Regions from separate parts of the Homo sapiens genome. Here region 1 is linked to region 2. Evidence: read pairs that join two places in POLR2A ChIA-PET (ENCODE). Cell type or tissue: MCF 10A. All regions are shown on one strand. Each heading gives the region's core, and the rest is flanking DNA. Links, peaks and the distances in the headings are about the cores only.

Region 1 (5,000 bases), core at 1-5,000, 560 kb after region 2:
TGTTTGGAGAATCTCAGACTATAGGGCAGGTCCAAAGAAGGCTGGGCTAGGTCAGTCTCAGTCTGGCAAGAATGGGCCTGCATTAACACTTCCACAGGACTCGGTTACTGGCTGGATGCAGCCCTGAGACCACATGGCCTCAGCTTCTAGTGGGTCACCAGGGCAGCCACTGAAAACACCAGCCAACTGTATTTCTCTCAACCGAAGAGCTAAATGGTGCATATTCACGACCACCACATCATGGTAAAGAGGAAATACTACAAGAGGAAGCATCTGAGATTTAGAATTCTAGTTCTTGTTCTGTCATTTCTAGGTGTATGATTTTAGATGTCAGGTATGAACCTTAATTTCTTCACCTGAACAATGCAAATAATAACACCTGCCTAGTCTATATCAAAGCGTTATAAATATCAAAGGAAATGAGTGTGAAAGTGCTTTGAAAAAGTACGTGTAGTGGCTCGTGCCTGTAATCCCAGCACTTTGGAGGGCCGAGGTGGGCGGATCACGAGGTCAGGAGATCGAGACCATCCTGGCTAACACGGTGAAACCCCGTCTCTACTAAAAATACAAAAAATTAGCCGGGCGTGGTGGCGGGCGCCTGTAGTCCCAGCTACCCGGGAGGCTGAGGCAGGAGAATGGCGAGAACTCGGGAGGCAGAGCTTGCAGTGAGCCAAGATCGCGCCACTGCACTCCAGCCTGGGAGACAGCCAGACTCCGTCTCAAAAAAAAAATAAAAAATAAAAAATAAATAAATAAATAAATAAAAAGCACATTAAGAGAGAAAAAATGTAAATCTTATTGGAAGCCTTTTTAAAAAAAGGAAAAATGACATGATGATAATTACAAGAACATGAAATTTTTATTAAATAAAATCAATGTTTAATCAACTTTCTTTCTAGAAAAAATTTTGTTTCCTTTCAAATATCTGATGTACACATGCAATTTTACAGTTAAGCCATGAATATAGTCATTCATTCATCATTGTCTCATCAAATATTTATGGATTATCTTGTATATTCCAGGCCCTTTTATTTTATTTTTTTTTAGCAACTAGAGTTATAGAAAGGAATTTTAAAAAACTCACTGCAAAATAAATGTTTATATTACCATGTGTGTGGATGGGGACCAGCACCAGGGAGTGTCCTTTTCATACTCCTTATAGATAAAACTGTCATGGCTCTAGCTACAGATGAGAATGATGTGAACAACTCTTTTTTAATTTTATCAATTTTGCCCCTTAAACTGTAGATTGTTCTCTGGCAGCCGGTAACAGCTGACCTTATTGTGAAGAAAAAACAAGTCCATTTTTTTGTAAATGCATCTGATGTCGACAATGTGAAAGCCCATTTAAATGTGAGCGGAATTCCATGCAGGTAGGCACCGTTCAATACGTATTGAGTAGTTATTATAAACACTTACTATGCACTTGACTAGGGTATGGTATAATTGCTTCCTGGAAAAATAAAATGTATTAACCATGGCAGCATAGAAGTCTCTGACTGGACCAAATGGACTGGTGATAAAGCCTAAGGTCCAGCTCTGTGATCTTGGATAAATGGTTCAACCCCTCATGACCTCCGTCCCTTATCTAAAATGCAGGTTAGACTCAGTGATTGGTAAAGGCTCTCATAGTTCCTTTTTCTCTGACTCTGTACCCAGACTCAGGGAGCAAAACTGTCATTTGCCTTGGTAGGCTTTTTGATATCTCCTGAAAAAGCAGCTTCGGGAGGGGATTTAGCTTCTGCTAATTCTTCTTCACAAAGACAGTGACCATTTCTGAATGTCTGGCTTTAAAAAGTGTAACAGGTGGTTGGACTCTGCAGAGACCTCGGGTTAGTCTGGCACTGCCCCTTACCACCTATATGACCCTGGGGGAATTATTCACCTCTCTGCTCCCAAGTTTTGTATATTAAGGGTAAAAACAGCACCTACCCTGTGGATTAGAAATGATTTCCTTTTCTTAAAAAGTGTATCAGGTACAATTTCTGCTCACAGTCTAGCCTTCTTCTTATGGAGTCTCCTAATATCTCCCCTCCATATCCACTGCCCAACTGCCAGTACCTTCCTGGTGGCCTGGCCCCTTGAGACCATGCTCTCTTCTGTGTATCAATGGGTGCCCCCTGGATAATATGCTATGTTAATTATTAGTAATATATTATAGAGTATATTATAGGTGTGTACTGTTTTCCAGGAACTGTGCTGAACCTTTCTATTAATTGACATTGTGTCTATTAATCTTTATTTAACCCCGTGAAGTAGATGCAACCCCATTATATAGATGAAAAAATATCCTTACTTATAAAGGAATTTTTCAGGGTAAATCAGAAAGAACATGGCAGAGTTAGGAGTCGAACTTAGACCTTTCTGATGTCAACACTGCGGCTTTTATTTATTGGCCTAAATAAAAGTAAAGAACCCTTTATTAGTATGATAGCTAACTTTCAACTTGTCCATCTCAGGCGATAGAATGCCTGAATTCAGCTAAAATATTTGCCTGGTTAACAAATGTGGTGCTCTGAAGAGAACTTGAATGAGATGCCTTTCCTGTACTTCCCTTTTCCTGTTCTATTTCTTTGGCTCTGCAGAACATCTGATGCAGGTCAATGGGGGAAAAAATAAGAAAAAAAAAAAAAGAAAGAAAAGGCTTTTCTGCTTCTTCTTCCTCTTTAACTGAAAACAGCATAATACAGTGTTAGTCTGGATTGAACAAAGGTACATTAATCCATATATTCATATAAAAGACACTGAAGAATCACCATTGAGTAATGTTGGTAATGGTGGGAAACGGTGGTTTTTATGGAGGTCCTGAAAGTATACCTAATAGGAGCTACTTTTTCTCTAGTGCCCATGTAGGCTCTACTGAAAGGGTTTGTCAACCAGTTTACCACAATGCGAGATGTCTTACTTTTACCTTGATGAAATGCTTATGAAGTTTCTTAGTGATTTTTTTTCTTCATGCTCACCTGCTGTGCCTGCAATGGGCCATGTGGGAAGATCCACCCTCTGCTTGGAAACTAGCTCACTCTCTGTTTCATCACCTAGTGTCTTGCTGGCAGATGTGGAAGATCTTATTCAACAGCAGATTTCCAACGACACAGTCAGCCCCCGAGCCTCCGCATCGTACTATGAACAGTATCACTCACTAAATGAAGTAAGCCATCACACAGCTCTTCAAAGCTACTATTTTCATTTAACCAGTATTGCCATTTCAATCAGGGGAATATTCAAGAATCATAATTGGTGGAAGATGGTAAAAAATAAAACACAAACACACTTAGGTTAATTAAATGGTGGTCATTCATTTTTTGGTAGATATCTTCCCTGAGAAGACTGCATCATATTTGGTAAACTGCAGGATGTTTGTCTACAGCTAAGAATATCTCTAACTGCTGGGAATAACACTTTATGCTATGGAACAACAGAAATTAAAGAATTGGGGCTTTTAATTAAAACTGCCACCAAAAAATTACCAGTCCAATTAATCATGTCTCTTTGGACCATTACCCTAATTTTACTAATTACCAGATTAGCTCACTGAATTAAAGGAATATATTCACTTATATTTAATACACTATAACTAATTGCATTTTATTCCTTAGAAGGAAGCTATTTAAACTAATAATAATAATAATGCCTTTGTTTTAATCTGTAAGAAATTGGATTTTTTTTCTATCAGTACTTACAGGTTCCACTCCTTCTAGAGAGAACTTGAGTAAGATGTTGATGTGCAGGTGAGACCTCAGCAAGCTTTCACATAATCCACTAAAAGCCATTCCCTGTATTTGTTAGTTGAAAGAATAAATTCGCAGGAGGACTTTCTTTTTTATATGATATTCTCCAAGTAGTAAAAATACCTTGATGCCTTTTTATGAGTATGCAGCTATATTGCCTAATATAACTATTTTTGTCATCTTTGACTAAGTGCCCAGAAACTATTAGGGACCATATCCATATTTTTAAGACATCTAAGACTTAGGTAATGAGAATCAATTTTATGTATATAATCTTTAAAAGCATCTGTTCCTTCCCAGTTAATTAAGCCAGAGTCAGTATGCTTCTAGAATGTGTGCCTGGTTGATTGAGGGGGCCTTAAAATTGCACCCCCCCTTTTTTAATCTCTCCTACATCTATCCAACTTAGACCACCTCTCTCCAGCATCCATCAGCACGACTGCATGAGCAAACTTGATGCAGAGAGGCTTCATAGGTGGGATTTCACCTTCATAAAAGGTGAAACTGTCACTGCTGTGATAAGTTTGGTGGGGAGAGGGGAATGCCATAAACAGAAGTATTTTTAAATATTTGTTAAAACATATTTTAATTATTTTGTTCAAAAAAGTTATGTTTTCTTACGATATGTTCAGGAAAGAGTTGGAATGACACAGGAGGAAAAAATAAGCACATGGCTCTATTAGTTTTCTAGGGCTGTGGTAATAAAATACCACAGACTGTGTAGCTGAAATCACAGAAATTTGTTTTCTCATGATTCTAGAGGCTAGAAGATCAAGGTGTCAGTAGGTTTGGTTTCTACTGAGGCCTCTTTCCTCAGCTTGTAGGTAGTTGCCATCTCACAGCGTTCTTCCTCATATGCCTTTTCTTTCCTTTTTTTTTTTTTTTTTTTGAGACAGAGTTTCTCTCTGTCACCCAGGCTGGAGTGCGATAGCATGATTTTGGCTCACTGCAACCTGCGCCTCTTGGGTTCAAGCAATTCTCCTGCCTCAGCCTCCAGAGTAGCTGGGACTAGAGGCGCATACCACCACGCTCAGCTAATTTTTTGTATTTTTAGTAGAGATGGGATTTCACCATGTTGGACAGGCTGGTCTTGAATTCCTGAGCTCAAGTGATCTGCTCGCCTTGGCCTCCCAAAATTCTAGGATTACAGGTGTGAGCCACCATGCCCAGCCTCATATGACCTTTTGTTTGTGCACATGCATCCCTGGTCTCTCTCTGTATATCTTAATCTCCTCTTCATATAAGGACACCAGTCAGATTGGATTCGTG
Region 2 (16,947 bases), core at 7,166-12,165:
ACAGAGCAAGACCCTGCCTCAAAAAAAAAAAAAAAAAAAAAAAAAAAAAAAAAAAAAAAAAAGAAAAGAAAAGAAAAAGTAAAAATGAAAGAAGAAAGAAAGAAAAAAAGTGGTGGTGGTGATGATCCCCAAAATCCACACCTTTCATATATGTATGTTTTAAAAAAAAAAATCTCTCTTTTTCTCTACAGCACTTGTTATAGGACTTGGTAAAGTGCAGTGTTCTTAGAGGATATATAGTAAGTTGATTACTGATGAAATGGCAATGTTTCACAGTGCTTTTTATCTGTCTCATTAGACAAATAAATGCAATTTGGAACTTGTTCATTTGGGGCTGGCAGAATAAACTTTGACAATATATATATTGTAAACAAAATAATATATACAACAAAAAAAAAATACAATTGAATTAGGAGTGGGTATTTACCTCAGTTCCAGAGCACTAACCTGCTGCACAAAGATCTTAACAACTCTATTAAGATCAGAAACAGAACTGAAAACAAAACCAACACATTCTGACACTACTGTAGTTATCAAAGTCATAATATCCCTTTTGTGTCTCTCTGTTCTTTTTTTCAATACACACTGATCCAAAACAACAGCTATGATCAGGTGATATGTAATAATGGGAAAATCCTCCTTGGAAGTTATGCCAAATATGAACTATCCTAAAAGGAATTCAATCTGATAAGAAATAGCCAATCATTCACTCATTCACACTTTATAAAGCCTGTCAGCTACCAATGGCAATGGACATAATTTTACAGGCACAATAATTTATAAACACATTAATAATTTTAGGGACCATTGGCTACGGGTTCCACCTTGAAAATAGATGCCCAGTGAGCACTAGAAAAGGCAAAGCGTAAACTCCACATGGTTGGCCGTGCGTATGCACTGGATGACTCCAATGGCCTCTTCCAACTCTGCTATCCTGTGAAAAATATTTTCAAATTTTAAGTCAGTTCACTTTCAAACTCCAGTTCAGTTCACTGTGTTTTTGGTGTCTTTCTGCTGATCTGTCATTTCACAAAACAAAACCTGGCTACCAAAGACCAGCTCGAAAATATATACATTAATATACACACTAAAGTGTTCTCATTTTCTCTTTGAATGGGGTAAGATCTTCATGAAAGAATGTGGGATACACATTTTTATCGAATTGAACAAAACTCCTCCTCCTTTCCAGTTTAGGAAGACATCATCAATTCTTTCATTTTTTTAAGAGAGAAGAAACACTAGCCTACAATTGAGACTTTCTTTAGAATTGTCAGTGCAAGGAGAGAAGACATTTCTTCTACAAGTAAGAAGAAATGTAGTTAAATTTAATTTTTAGTTCACAACAAAAAAAGTATAAAGTCTGTGTTTTCTAAGGCAACCCTAGCATGCAAGACACTTGTCCCAATCCAAGATGACTTCTCAGTGTGACTCCCAGAGGAATGTGGGGATACGGGTTATAGGACCATCAGGAAGCTGGCTCTTTCTGCACATTGTTCAGCAGCCGAAAAGAATGCCAGGCTGCAGAGAAAGCAGCCAAAACAGATTCCTTTTATGGTGTGATAACATTTTGTTCAAGAGACCGCCCTGTTCTTTACAGGCAATGCTTCGGAACCCACTCCTAGTAGGTTGGGAGAGGTTGGGGCTTCTAATGAATAAACCAGGCCTAGCTGAGTGTATTTCACCCTAGAAAAGTAAAAGCACTCACCACGACTTCTGGAAGCAATATGATCAAATACTATACAGAACTTTCATTTCTTGGCAGCCGCTAACGCTGAAATGAGACTTTTTAACCAAGGTCCCTATTCTTAGATTCACAACACTCCTACTATTGCCAAGAGTTTTGCTAGTCTGGGTTATTTTATTTTCCTATGGTACATTTTCTTCATGAGGCTCATCAACAACAAACTCTCTAGCATCTTAAAATAGATTTTAAACTTTGTGAGGCTTTCCTGTGTAACTCAGGTTCAAAGTGTTGGTTCCTCTATAGGAACAAATCTTGCTTAATCATTTTTATTGTTCTTGGCCACATGTCTTGGATTAAGACACTTTATAACAGGAAAAGACACAGTGGCACATATACTAAACTAACATAACCTTTTGTTGTGAACGCCAAGAGGCAAAGATTAAAAGCCCAAATCCTTCAAACACAGGCTACATAAACAGCAGTAAATTAATATTTTCCACAAACATAACATTTCTGTCATGTGAGAAAATGTGAAAAATATGTAAGTGTTTTTAACTGCACTTCACAGTAAGGATTTTTTTCATGTGCTAATTAAATTTATCTCTAATTTAGGACTAGAGGTTGTTGGCAACAAGCAGCCTTTTGACATTTAAAGACAACATATCAGCCAAGAAGCTGGTTAGGGAGTGACATATCACCACCACCGCCACCATCATAGTCATCATCATTATCATCACCATCACTATCACCATCACTATCAAATATTTATGGCTGTTTACTCAGCTGAAATACACAATATACCCCAGAGGGTGTAATCAGTTTTGAATGTTTCCCATGAATTCAAAGTAGCTTCATATGGCATCTTCCTACTTTGGAATATACAAAATTAATAATTTCTACATGCAATTTATTGAGAGAAGAAAAAAATCTAAATACAGTGAGGTCACATTGATTTTAAGTACAGACAGACAAAATCTGTGAAAATTTGAAAACCAGCTTCTTGGCACTATTTGATCTAACAAGTCTTTCTTTTCAATTAATAGAAATAAGAGGAAAATTTCTAAGTGCTACAGAAAAGAAAGTATTTTAGGGTACTTGTTTATAAAATCAGATATACTTGCCTATTTGTTAAAGCTCTTTCAGATCATACTATACTTGATATCATCTACCTTAAGTGTGAGCTCAAAAGCAATTTACAGTTTCTTTAATTTTAAGAAATTCACACCGACTTCCCCATACATCAAAATTAATGATAATGTCCTGCATTGATTATATACTTCTATGTTGGATATGTAAGTTTTTTCTTTGGCATACTATCCCATTTATAACTACTGAAGAAAAAACACTAGATTAGCTCTTCTACAAAGTGGTGTGTTTGCAGCATCCTAAGTCTCTGTGTCCTTTTCAAGTGAGGGGATTGGCAGTCTCTCCCCAAAGGTCAAAAGTCAATGAAGTCCACTACGACCCTTCACCATACCCAACAAAATATATATTTTATTTTGCTAACTTAATAATATCCAGGAGGAGCAGAAAAGACGTGAAAAGGCCACCGTGGCTAACCCTGGTTGTTGTGGAGGAGACATCACGTTGTCATCACACACAAGCATGATATTCTGAGTCCCTCCTGCTTACCAGGCTTAGGGATGGCTGGGAGTGGGGTGGTAGTTTGTGGACAGGAAGAACTCACACAGACAACACTATCATGTGGATGATACTACTCAACATCTGAGAAGACTTCAAAAGAATTTTATTAGATGCCACTGGTATTTTCTAGATACAATTACATATTTGGAAGTAAACAAATGTGACAGTCACTGTTTCACAGATACTAATAAATCTTTTAGGCAAAAGCTATATTGCATTCAACATCAAATCTGATAAATATCTCAATTTCAAGGGTCCAATTCCTAGAAGACATGTTTCAACTATACCCAGTAATCAAATAGGAATTAAAGGCCTTGTAATTGAATAACACAAGAGGACCAGCTTTCTGATTACTTTAAAGATTACTCTCATTAATATTTTTATTTTATTTTCTTTCTTTCTTTCTTTCTTTTGAGACAGGGTCTTGTTCCGTTGCCCAGGCTGGAATGCAGTAGCACAATCACGGCTCACCGCAGCTTCAACCTCCCAGACCCTCTCACCTCAGCCTCCCAAGTAGCTGGGCCTACAGGTGCACGCCACCACGCCCGGCTACTTTTTGTATTTTTTTTTTCAGTAGAGACAGGGTTTCAACATGTTGCCCAGGCTGGTCACGAACTCCTGGGCTCAAGGGATCTGCCTGCCTCGGCCTCCCAAAGTGCTGGGATTACAGGCGTGAGCCACCAAGCCCAGCCTACTATTTTATGTTATACATTTATACTCATGTAAAAAATTTTATAGGAGGTTTTGAAAATAATTATATATGTATATATAGTATCTGGCTTTCAAAAACTTTAGAGGATAGCTACACTTTTTTTTATATCTTTATACAATACCTCTGTGAGATAAGCTTTTCCTCAAATTTTCTCTATTTGTCAAATTCCTTCAAAGAGCACATGATTCAGTATGGGAGAATAGGTCTCAAACATGGTAATATTAAAAGTAGGAGAAGTGGGCAAAGAAAAACAGAACAAAAACAGAATGACCCATGTAAGTGGGAGAAAACAGATGCAACCAGGAAGCTAAAAATTACAGACTGTAAACCATATTTGAAGAGTTAGATGCTTAACAGCCTCTTCCTATATTCTTTTTCCTTTCCATTACCCAGGAATTCATCACAAAACTGTTTATAACGTACCACATGGTCCTCTTCAGCCATGATCCGTTTCAATGAATTCTCTGTCTTTGCCTTAAAACATCCTCAGATCCATACTGCAATATATTCTTCCTACCCATCTGAAGACAGCAATAATCTATTCTCAACTGGGGGTGACATGGAAACCATCACACCAAAACCATTTTACTAATGTTCTAAAAATATAATATACATTTTAAGATGACATTATTTAGTGTGATTAGCATTTTAAAATCCCTATCATTGTAAAAGTAAAATGTTATCTATACCCAAAAGTTTCTCAATGAACATGGACTAAATACAACAATGCAAAGTTAAATATATAGACTTACTGCATCCAGGACTACCAGCAGTGAAAATGTCACACACAGCAGGACAGGAGTAGGTAAGTAAACAGACCAACTACACATGCTTTCCCCTGTATATGTTGGAATTAGAGTACAGATGTCTTAGGAGATACTGACCCAAATTCTATAGACACTTATGCTTGCTGCACCAGGAAATTCCAAGGTTATTAACACCCCACTATGGTAGAAACAGCAAGAAAATTCAAAATGGTCAGATAAGTTAGAAATCTGCAAAAGTGAAGATTAGATATATGAGCCTCCAGACAATCCTAACAGTAACCTACACCTTATTTACCAAAAAGAAGTTAAGGCTACTTAAAAACCTGCTAGGATTTTTTTCAACCCTGACAAAAAAAAAAACAAAAAAAACAAATACACTTGGCCAGACGCAGTGGCTTACGCCTGTAATCCCAGCACTTTGGGAGGCCGAGGCGGGTGGACCACGAGGTCAGGAGATCGAGACCATCCTGGCTAACATGGTGAAACCCCGCCTCTACTAAAAATACAAAAAATTAGCCGGGCGTGGTGGCGGGCGCCTGTAGTCCCAGCTACTCAGTAGGCTGAGGCAGTAGAACGGCGTGAACCCGGGAGGCGGAGCTTGCAGTGAGCCGAGATCGCGCCACTGCACTCCAGCCTGGGCGACAGAGCAAGACTCCGTCTCAAAACAAACAAAACAAAACAAAAAAAAAAAAAAAAAAAACATCAGCAGGCCTGGTGGCCGGCGCCTGTAGTCCCAGCTACTTGGGAGGCTGAGGCAGGAGAATGGCGTGAACCCGGGAGGCGGAGCTTGCAGTGAGCCGAGATCGCGCCACTGCACTCCAGCCTGGGCGACAGAGCAAGACTCCGTCTCAAAACAAACAAAACAAAACAAAACAAAAAAAACAAAACATCAGCAGGCCTGGTGGCCGGCGCCTGTAGTCCCAGCTACTTGGGAGGCTGAGGCAGGAGAATGGTGTGAACCCGGGAGGCGGAGCTTGCAGTGAGCTGAGATGGCGCCACTGCACTCCAGCCTGGGTGACAGAGTGAGACTGCATATCAAAAAAAAAAAAAAAGCACTTCTACAGAAATGCAACTTAAACTCTTTTTTTTTTTTTGACATGGAGTTTCGCTTTTGTTACCCAGGCCGGAGTGCAATGGCGCTATCTTGGCTCACCGCAACCTCTGCCTCCCGGGTTCAAGCGATTCTCCTGCCTCAGCTTCGTTGAGTAGCTGGGATTATAGGCATGCGCCACCACGCCCAGCTAATTTTGTATTTTTAGTAGAGACGGGGTTCCACCGTGTTGGCCAGGCTGGTCTCGAACTCCTGACAGGCGATCCCTCCGCCTCGGCCTCCCAAAGTGCTGGGATTACAGGCCTGAGCCACCACACCCGGCCAGAAACTCATTTTTGACTGCAAGGAAAACAAGACAAAACCAGTAATTTTCAGTAGCCAACTAAATCAAAACTAAAAACAAAACTAAAAAACCACTGACATTATACCTGGTTCATTGAACTTTCTGAACTTTGATGTTGGGTATATCTGTTATTCAACACAAGTCTTGCTCCCCTTTGCACACTAACATGACGCAATGACATGAGTAAAGGCTACATTCAGGCTTGCAATTGGGGATCTTGTATTCACCGTAAAGATATATTTGATGAAACAGCTTCCCTTTCTCTCCTGACATCCCAGATATGGGGAAAGGATTTAGAATTTGACCAGAGAACCTAGCTGCAAAGTCTAAAACCAAGGCCTTAAAATAACTGATTTTCTTAATATCAGAGCTACTCAGGGGCATTAATATATGATATTATGTTGTGCATAATCAATCAATGCACATTACTAAACCATGCTCAGCAAACACTGACCTAAGTTAGCGGGATGTAAAGATAGATAGCAAACTTTGTATCTGGCTAGAGTTGTTCAGTGCTCCTCAACTTTCTTAAGAAGGCTTAAAGTGAATGGGCTCAATTAGTACTAGGTAGCAAAGCCCAATGTTACCAATAATTGCCAAAGATCACCCAGGCTTTCTCTTTTTTTTTTTTTTTTTTTTGCTCCTTGTTTGTCCTGACAACCAAACTCTTTTTCACTTCCTTTATACTTCCTCCTCCAAAATCTACATGAATACTTGAAGACAACATAACTACAACCTTACAAATGCCAATTAGACAAAGAGAATAAATGATATAATATAAATCATTTTTTTAAAAAAAAACCTTGTCTTATTCATATTCAGGGAAGTCTAGCACCAAGGACAGTATTAACAACATTACAAATTTATTAGAAAAGTTATTACTTAAAACATCTGTGTGTGACCTACATCAAAGAAAAATCAAGAATTGCAAAAAGGGGAAAAAATGGATAGAAATGAAAGCATAAGTTTTTTATTTCTTTCACTGAATTTGATTACAACTTTTATGTTTAACCTACCTCAAGTTCAGGTAAGTCAGCATCTGCAGATTAACGATGGCCTCAGGAATGACTCTGATACAGTTGTGATACAGATTAAGAATTTCCAGTGATACAAAATGGCACAATTCCATTGGAACTTCAACCAGTCTGTTTTTAGATAAGTCTATAAGAAAAGGAGAGAATATTTTCTCAACAAAATTTGAACAAAATCAATACACTTTTATTAACCACAAACACTGTTTTTCTTAACATTATACATTTTGACCAACATTATCATTTTTTTTTGCACCTCTGTTACTACAGCACTGTGATTTCTATTTCCTTTTTCTATTTCCTTGCCAAATTCTGGGACATGTGGGATTTGGAAAAGCAAAAATACCACTAAAACTTTTTAGCTCTCTAAAGAACTTTTTACTGTAACTAAAAATTATGTCCAACTCATTCTACCAGACAAGTATGCAAAATGCTATCCTTTAACGTATCTGAATACATATATATTTACCAAAATTATTAATTCAATTTTTTTTTTTTTTTTGAGACAGGATCTCACTTGGTTGCCTATACCAGACTGCAGTGGCACGATTTCAGCTCACTGCAATCTCAACCTCCCAGGCTCAGGTGTTCCTTCTACCTCAGCCTCTCGAGTAGCTGGGTCTACAGGCACGCACCACCATGCCTGGCTAATTTTTGTAGGAACATGTCTTTTACATCCTTTACAAATGAACCCATAACAGACAATAACCAAGTACTTTACTCACTAGAATTACTGAGAGCCTATAATATATAAGACTGAGATAAATTGTATCTGTTAAGAACTGACACTATGAAGCACAATCAGCAGTAAAACTGGACACCACTGGGCAAAGGTACCAAAGAAAGCAATCACAGTCCCCAGAGCAGCGTAATCATACAGTACGGCCTACAGTATTACCATCCTGATGATAAGATTATGCAATAGTCCTTAATATCCTAATATCTAAATGAATGGGAGACATGATTGTCAAATTCCAGAAAACATAGACTATAAGGAAAGAACCACTACTTTTGAAAACAACTCAACAATAAGAGATAACCTCACCCTGTATCAGAAGAGACTCAAACAGTAACTGAAGATTTTCAGTAAATAATATGTAACATATACTTAAGAAACCACACCTTAGCCAAAGAAAACACAGAAAATGTAAATATGTCAATATCACAGATGAAATAGATGTTAAAGAGCCACCTTCCCTCCAATAAATAAATATACAAATAAGCAAAATCAGGATGAGATAGCTTCAGAGGGAGAATTCTAACAAACTTTCAAGGAATAATTTTGAGAATGATGGTTTCCAGCTTCATCCATGTCCCTGCAAAGAACATAAAATCGTCCTTTTTTATGGGTTCATAGAGAACACGAGGATCTTATACTATCAAAACAATTCACCTTATAAATAGACCAAAGTGAAATGATATATGATCATCTTCAAGGATATGTAAAAGGCATTTGGTATTAATTTTTAAACAACCTTATTAAGGGATATTTTATATATTTTACACACACCAGCAAAATGACACAAAAGAAGAGATATAATTTATGATAATAGCAAAAGGGCAAAATCCCCAGCAAATCTTAAGGAATATGCAAAATTTATATGAAGAAAACTTTAAAATGCTACTAAGGCAAAATTTTAAAAGGTGATGACAATTATCTCAATTATATCTATATAATTTAAGGCACTTCCAATTTAAACAAAAAAATACTTCCAGAATTTTAAAAAAACTGTTGGGGTTATTGCACAAGTTGATTCTAAAGATCTCATGGTTAAATAATGTGAAAACAGTAAAGTATTTCTCAACAAAGAAGAGCCCTGAGAGGATGAGCTCGCCTGGATATTAAAAACACATCATAGAGCAGTGTGGTGGATAGATGGGAAGGTCAATGGCATGAATTACTAAGATGGGAAATGGGTCAAGAGACATACATATGGAAATCAAGGCCACGGACCAGACTGGTACAGGTCTGCACAGCAGGAGGTGAGTGTCAGGCTGGCAAGTGAAACTTCATCTGTATTTACAGCCACTCTCCACTGCTCACATTACTGCCTGAGCTCCGCCTCCTGTCAGATCAGCTGGGGCATTGAATTCTCATAGGAGCATGAACCCTATTGTGAACTGTGCAGGCAAGAGACCTAGGTTGCGTGCTCCTTGTTAGAATCTAATGTCTGATGATCTGTCACTGTCTCCCATCCCCCTCAGATGGGACCTTCTAGAGCAGGAAAACAAGGTCAGGGCTGCCATTGATTCTGTATTATGGTGAGTTATATAATTATTTCATTATATATTACAATGTAGTAATAATAGAAATAAAGTGTACAATAAAGTAATGCGCTTCAGTCATCCTGAAACCATCCCCCACCCCGGTCTGGGGAAAAGCTGTCTTCCACAAAACCGGTCCCTGGTGCCAAAAAGGTTGGGAACCACTGAAGTGTGCAATAAAGGTGGCATTTCAAATCAACAGGGAAAAGACACAAGGCCAGTAGTTCGAGAAAACTAGATAGCCATTTACAACGAAAAAAAAAAAAAAAAAGATGACTACCTATCTCGCACCTTTTATCTCAATAAAGTCTAGATGAATCAGAGATCTACTGTGAAAAGGGAAGCTGTAATAGCACCAGGACAGCATGGGTTGTGTTTACGATCTCAGAATGGGGAAGGCTTTGTATGAATAGTATAAAGCCAGAGTGCCAAATTCAACACACACAAAAAAGTATGGCATTTTAAAACAAAAACTTCACCATAAACATATATGACAATCAAGGAATGGGGGAGGATGGAAAGTTCTACAATTCCTAAACCTAATAGGCAAATTTTTTATAAACAGAAAGAGCTTCTACAGTTGACAGAAATAAGACAAATCATAAACAAGAAAAGAAAAATAGATATGAACAGATGGCTCACAGAAAATGATATACGAATGGCTCTTAATCATATGAAAAAAAGGATCAACCACACTCAAATTAGAGTGACACAAATTACAACTAAATGGGATAGTATTTTTCATCTATTAGAATGGTGAATATAAAAAAATCTGATAAACACATTGTAATGCTGAGGCCATGGTGATGTAAATGAAGGACATTTTTTGGTAATATCTGTAAATATTACAAATGCACATACACTTTAACCTAGCAGTCTTTCTCATCTACAGATATTCTTATACATATGCAAATGACATACTTTTAGCATGGTTTCTTTTTTTTTTTTTTTTTGAGTTGGAGTCTCACTCTGTCACCCAGCCTGGAGTGCAGTGGTGTGATCTCAGCTCACTGCAACCTCCATCTCCTGGATTCAAGCAATTCTCCTGCCTCAGCCTCCTCAGTAGCTGGGACTACAGGCATGCACCACCACGTCCAGCTAATTTTTGTATTTTTAGTACAGATGGGGTTTCACCATGTGGGCCAGGCTGGTCTTAAACCCCGGACCTCAGGTGAGCTGCCCACCTCGACCTCCCAAAGTGCTGGGATTACAGGCATGAGCCACTGTGCCTGGTCAGTATGGTTTCAAATAGCAAAAGATGGAAAGCAAATAAAATAGAGGACTGGTTAAGTATTAATATACCATTAACAAACATCATAAATATGCTAAAATTAAATCAATCAATATTAATGTAATGTTAATTCTATTTTGTGTGATTGAATGTAATATTAAACATTATATTCCATAATGGAATACTAATACTATGCAGCCATAAAAATGAATGAAGCAGCTCTATATGTGCTGATACAAAACAAACTTCAAAATAGATTATAAGTGTTTAAAAACAAAAACAGTTGCAGGACAGTGCATATAGTATTTGTGGGTTTTAATGAATATTTACATAATTATTTAAATATAAGTAGATTGTGTCTGGAAAGCTACACAAGAAACTGTTTGAAGTGGTTGTTTCTGGAGAGAGGATCTCTGGCTAGGAGGACAGGAGTGAATGGGAGGAACTCACTGTAGATACTTCTGTGCCTTTAGAGATATCAACGCATTGCTTATTTCATTGTGATACATAATATATACATATTATGATAACATATGTAATTGTGTGTATGTGTGTATACACATCTCTGTCTCATTCTCCCATCAGCATTCTTACTCTTTCTCTACACGAAGAATTTCATTTCACTTAAAAAGAATTAAGAAGCAAGAGCAAACTGTGAAGTTCCTCATATTAAATTAAGGAAAATATTAAAGCAACACTCCTTTCACGAATGTTTAGAATCTAAATAGAAAAGAATTCCAGAAGTCTCTTGTGTTCTTTCTTTCTGAAACACTTTACTAGACATAGTGGTCTTGATGTGCTACAGTGCTGGAAGTTTGCCCCGAAAACTTATATGTGTGGTTTCCTTCAGGTTCAACTCAAAGAAAGTTCCACTGAGGGTCCAGTTTACATTCCAAACTTAACCTTTCCTGAGAATTGCTAGAACTATACTATCTAATTGAATGAAAAAGATACAGAATACATGTGCGTAGAATATTTCAAGAACTATTTTAGGTAATGAGAGTGTTTCTGTGATTTCAGCATCACCAATGTTTCTTTAAGCAAGAAGAAAATAGTATTTTTGTAGCAATACTGTCACATAGCTACGAACCTTTTAAAGGACAATGGGACATAAAATTAATAATAGAAACCACTCTAACCTGAGAGCAGAAGACTAGTTCTAAATCTACGACCACCTGAGATGTTTGAGAAAGTTACTCAATTTTCTAGACCTCTGTTTCTGAATAGGTAATATTAAAGTATATACAACTAGATGAGTTCTAACATTCTTTTCAAAGCTAAGATTTATGTGAATAAGTCAAATTTATTCTGAAGTCAAATATATTAAATCAAAAATATTCAAAATCCAAGAAATTTTGTTTCATCATCATAATTAATAGCAGCAGTTAAATATCACAAGAAGTTATAAAATATAAACCCACCAATACTGTAATTAAATATTGGCACATTATTTTAATGAATTTGACATTTCACTGTAGAATATATATTCCATCATATAATCTGAATTTTAAAAGTGTTCTGTTTTCAAACTTGGGAAAAATGTAATGGTAAGACAAATAAATTACAAAATGACTTACAAATTCAGCTAATATTCAATTCTGGGCTACACTTACTAATGGCATCATTAATAACAATTTGCTAAAAACATGCTAGAATATTGCACTAATTAGTGTATCAGTCTGGTATTTTCATTACTATTTACAATACAGATTATATTTGCTCTCCCCCCTTCTTATCTTTTCCTCCATAATCTCCAGGTTTGAGGGAAAACTCTGGCATTTTTCCTTCCAAGTAATTTCTTCCCTGGCTGTGTGACTGCATCCCAGAAGCAGCTGTGCTAAGGGCTGGTCAGAGCCTCTCAAGGAATGAGATTAGTCCTGCTAGCTGAAAGGAAAAGGAGGTTTACCCAGTAAAGCCTTCATTTTCCCATTATTTTAAGTTGTGTCTGATCTCTTTTAATTCTTATTTTTAATTATGCTATTCTATATGTACTTTTTTAGGATTCCTTTCTGAAAGGAGCCAGGCTACACATTATACATTCATAAAGTTATAAGGTAACAATGGGCTTCTGCCATGCCCAGGCCTACACTGGGGGACAAACAGGCAGACCACCCTGTCCACTGAGTTAGTGAGAATTCACCTATGCAATGGGTCCCCTGTTGTCTTGGGTTTGTGTTACAATTTCTACATTAACAAGGATGAAACTATATTACAAAATCTACACACAGCTTAGACACTTTCACTGGCTATACAAAAACAGTTGCCCAGATCGGCATCACCCAAGTTAAAACAAAACTGCAAAACAGAAAAACAAAAGCTTTCCTTTTTTTTGTTGTTTAGTTTTAGTTCACTCCCTGCTGAATTATGTATGCATCCTCAACGTACACTAAGGATGGGATAGCTACGGAAATGGAAAACTACTTCAGGCCTACTTTCAAGGAGTTTAAATTTTGAAAAGTAAGATGAGGCAAACCCAGAATGAAACATAAGGCAGGATGCCCTAATTGTGCTTTAAAAATGGTGCAAATAAAGAGCTAGGCATTTGGGAGAAGGTAGATGAATGACAGCTGGCAAAGTTTACCACGCATTGACCAATTCAAGCATGCCTGACACTGGAGCTTCACATCTGGCACCTCATTTAAACCACTGCATGTAGCAGCAGTAGCCCCACCAACCTAAAGATGACAAAACTAAGGCTCTGAAAGCTTCTGTCACTTTTGTGCCCAACGCTAACGATGGATAAAGCTCCCCACACAAGACCACTCTTTCTCCATGGAATAAGGCCAAGCAAGAACAGCTTTATTATCAGGAAGATACAGCAATGAAATCTTCACTGCACTTTTATGTGTCCAAAATTCAACCAAAATAAAGTCGACATGGTCTTCGTATAAGCCCAGAAGGTAAGAAAGTGATGAAAATCATGGATAAAAAAGGAAAGTACTGAAAAAAATAGGTCAGCTGATGGGCTTAATTCTAGAAGTAACAACATGAAGCTTGGCTCGAATTGCTGATTATATTAACCTTACATAAACACTCTATTTTGATTAATAGGTTTCCAAATATATGACTTGCTTTTTCTCTGAGTATCATTTAATCCTCAACTTTGTTAACAGAAGAGAGGAAGAGGGTGCAAAAAAAATGGGCATGTTTGCTTTTTGATGCTTTGCTTAGGCTGATGTGGAAATCATAGTGTGTCTTTGAGAGCACACCATGGGGAAGACACCTAGAAGGGAAGGGGAAGTGAGTGTGGATCAAGATGTTTTGATTCTGATAATCCAGAAGAGATAATCCCTTTACAAACAGTGGGAGCGAAAGATATACGTACATGTTCAAAATTTTTCTGTCCTGATAACCAAGAAATAAAACAACGTCTGGTCCCTCTTTAAAAGGGAGAGAAAAAGAGAGAAAGGAAGGAATGAATCTAGGACTTAATTGAATTAAAGACATGAGAGGGCAGTCCGTTCATGGTTCACAGAGAGATATGAGCATTCCTAACTCTGCCTTTTGAAAGGTCAGAGCCATGCCAGAAGCACCACTAACAATGACAGATACATCAAGTTGTGAGTAATGAAGGTTCTCCCACTCAGGAAAGACAGAAAGAATAAGAGCTCATAGATAACAGGAAAATATTAAAAAGGCAACTAGTATCTTTGTCTTGAACGGCAACCAAATAAGAGGGAGCAAATGGGCAAGGGGCTGTGAAAAGGTACAGTAGGGTCTGAGTGACAGAAAGATAAGTAAGCTTTTAAAAGCTAGAGATACATGCAGATAAAGAATTTGTGTATGTCTTTGTTATTTATTGCTCTAATTCTATTATAAATATGCTTGTATAGAGGTGTTAGTGAATCGGCTTATGAGCTATTTGTATATTGTTTCTCAATCTTGTTGGCACACTGCAATCACTCGGAGAGTTTTTTTTAACATCCTAAAGCCTGGGGTTCATAGCCAGAAACTTTAGAGCGTGGCTTGGACATCAGGATTCTTGAGATGTCCAGTTGATTCCCACTGGGCTATGGGAAAGCCAGGTGAGCAGACGACACAACCTATTTCTGCTTTCTCTACCTAAACCAACCCTCCACAGATGCTGCTGTCCTAAGAGCAGAGGTAGTTCCCAGAAAGGGTCCGATTTGGATACCAGGCTAGTACCTGAGAAATAAGCTGATTTGGGAAATAAAATCTTACCCAATCCAGAATTAAGCATTGCTAGGTTAGATCCTTACTCTGAACTCCTCAGCTAGTTTCTGATACAATCAGAGCAACAAGAATCTGACCTGGAATGGAGTTTTGCGTATTTTGAGTTGTCCATCATCACAGAAAATTTGTGGGGCTTTTTTTCCTCACGTAATCCTCATCACAACCTAGCGAGGCAGGTGCTGTTACAATTCCCAATCACGTGCAGGCACTAAAGACTACAGAGGTTAGGTAACTTGTCCAAGGACACTGAGTTAGTAAGTGGCAGAGCCAAGAACTAATCCAGGTTTGTATGACACCAAAGTCCTGTCTTGAATCTACTGATTCTGCCTCATAGAACTGCATACAGGCAACATCAGTTGTTCATATGGGTATAGCTTGTAGAAGAAAAAAAAATGACTGACCCATTTCAGGTGCCTGGTCACCAGGCATTAAAAAGTTTCTATAGCTCTGTACTAAAAGTAAGTGACCTCTGGCCAGGTTCCTAAAATTTTCTCCAGAAAGAAGAGCACATGTCTTTAGTGCCACGTATCCTCCATCCAACCCACAATGGGCATTGTCCTTTCCTGCTGGAATCCCAGCCTAGGTCTGGCTCTGCAGCGTGGAGCTGGGCCACCACAGCTCTATCTGTGCAAACATACCTAGGCAGCAAACCGGAACCCCAGAACCACGTCCTCCCCACGTCCGCCTCTTAATGGAAGCATTCACATGAAAGCCGAGCAGCCAGAAATAAAACAATAAGAGTCACCACTGCCAAGACAAGCTTTCCAAATCCCTAAAATAAAGTAGCCAGATGAATAAAAATAAGCAGGGTAGGGTAGAAAAACAGTCAATGGAATCTGGTGTGCAGTCAGCACGATTGGAAGCACGGTGTTGTTTTTGTATGAAAAAGGAAAGTGGTGTCTCAGGAGGATCTGGACGAGTTCCCCACTCTCCAGCAACAACATCCTGAGTTATCAGCCACCAGAGCCATCGAGCAGCCATGCCGACAGACCAGGACAGCTGGGAACCTCGTTTGCAACATCTTGTTTTATGGTCAGAAGAGAAGATCTCATCTTGAAAGTCAAAATCATTACCAGTTCCACAGAGGAAGACCAAATGACATCATAAACATGTTATCGTGGAAATTTACTTTCAGAATCTTAACACTCCTCATGATGTCTCAATAACTGGGTAAAAGGTGAATCTGTCATTCACTCATCTAAAGCCCTGGCCCACCACAAAAGTGCATGGAACCTGCTGTTTTCCCAGTACTGAGGGGGCTGCTCTGTTATCTCCACCCTCTTGCTACTCTTCCTGGGACCACTGCCTTGGTGAAGATAGTCCTTGGGTAGAGGTAGGATCTAGGGTCATGTGCCCTCTTTGGACAATTCATCCCTATCTTCACCTAGGCAGGCAAGGGTCTCTCTAGAAGAATCGCAGCTACATCTTTCTATCCATCCTGAACTTCCTCTCTCAGCTCCGCAATGTCCTCGGTGTCTGACCCTCACTTCCCACTCCTCTAGACACCCCACCCAGCCCATAACTCAGCACCCATGGGGCACACATTCAGAACTGCCCCCCAGTAAGGGAGTGCTACCCAGCCAATAAAGCAGAACCCATGGGCTGACTCACCCCTGACTCTGCAGACCAAACAACCCAACGCTTCCAGGGTTAAATAGGCAGAAATATTAAGCAGTTCCCTACAAGTTTTGAGTGAGTCAAGATCTCAGCCTGCATCTCTTAAGAGATCAACAAAGAAGTCAGGTCAAACAACAGAAATGTGATCAACAATTCTCCAATATGAACCATGAGGTCTTCCCTGATCATCTCCTTAAAACTTCTTTCATAACCATCTTAACCTTCTTCCTCTGTTCTACATTTTCTTTTTATCTTAGCACATAAATAACCTTCTAACATAGCAATGCGATTTAGTCATGTAGATAGATGTGAATTTTCTCTCTTCCCTTCCTAGAACGTAAGCTCCATGAAGATTAGGAGCTTTGTTCATTGTTGTACAGTAAGAGCTTAATAAATATTCGTTGAATT

The links. ChIA-PET counts read pairs that join two places held together with the same protein. Peaks named below come from ENCODE experiments on the same cell type or tissue, not always from the same donor. Only the 100,000 strongest peaks of a DNase experiment are listed, where the experiment ranks them.
Region 1: POLR2A ChIA-PET joins it to region 2 with 5 read pairs; 2 of 35 experiments call an interaction of 5 or more read pairs at or near these places.

Annotation. Positions count from the first base shown.
Region 1 is chr13:46,080,592-46,085,591 of GRCh38, reverse strand. It overlaps CPB2 (carboxypeptidase B2), which reads left to right. Exons shown (of 11, transcript NM_001872.5): 3 at 1,249-1,373; 4 at 3,043-3,151. All of the region lies in intron 1 of CPB2-AS1 (CPB2 antisense RNA 1), which reads right to left. Among named protein-coding and RNA genes, the nearest start is that of CPB2, 22 kb to the left of the region's middle. In MCF 10A, for the core only: no CTCF peak of the experiment used is centred there; no DNase peak of the experiment used is centred there.
Region 2 is chr13:46,640,616-46,657,562 of GRCh38, reverse strand. It overlaps LRCH1 (leucine rich repeats and calponin homology domain containing 1), which reads right to left. Exons shown (of 20, transcript NM_001164211.2): 2 at 7,218-7,362. Among named protein-coding and RNA genes, the nearest start is that of LRCH1, 96 kb to the right of the region's middle. RefSeq lists a silencer at 9,209-9,378. In MCF 10A, for the core only: no CTCF peak of the experiment used is centred there; a DNase peak (open chromatin) is centred at 9,262.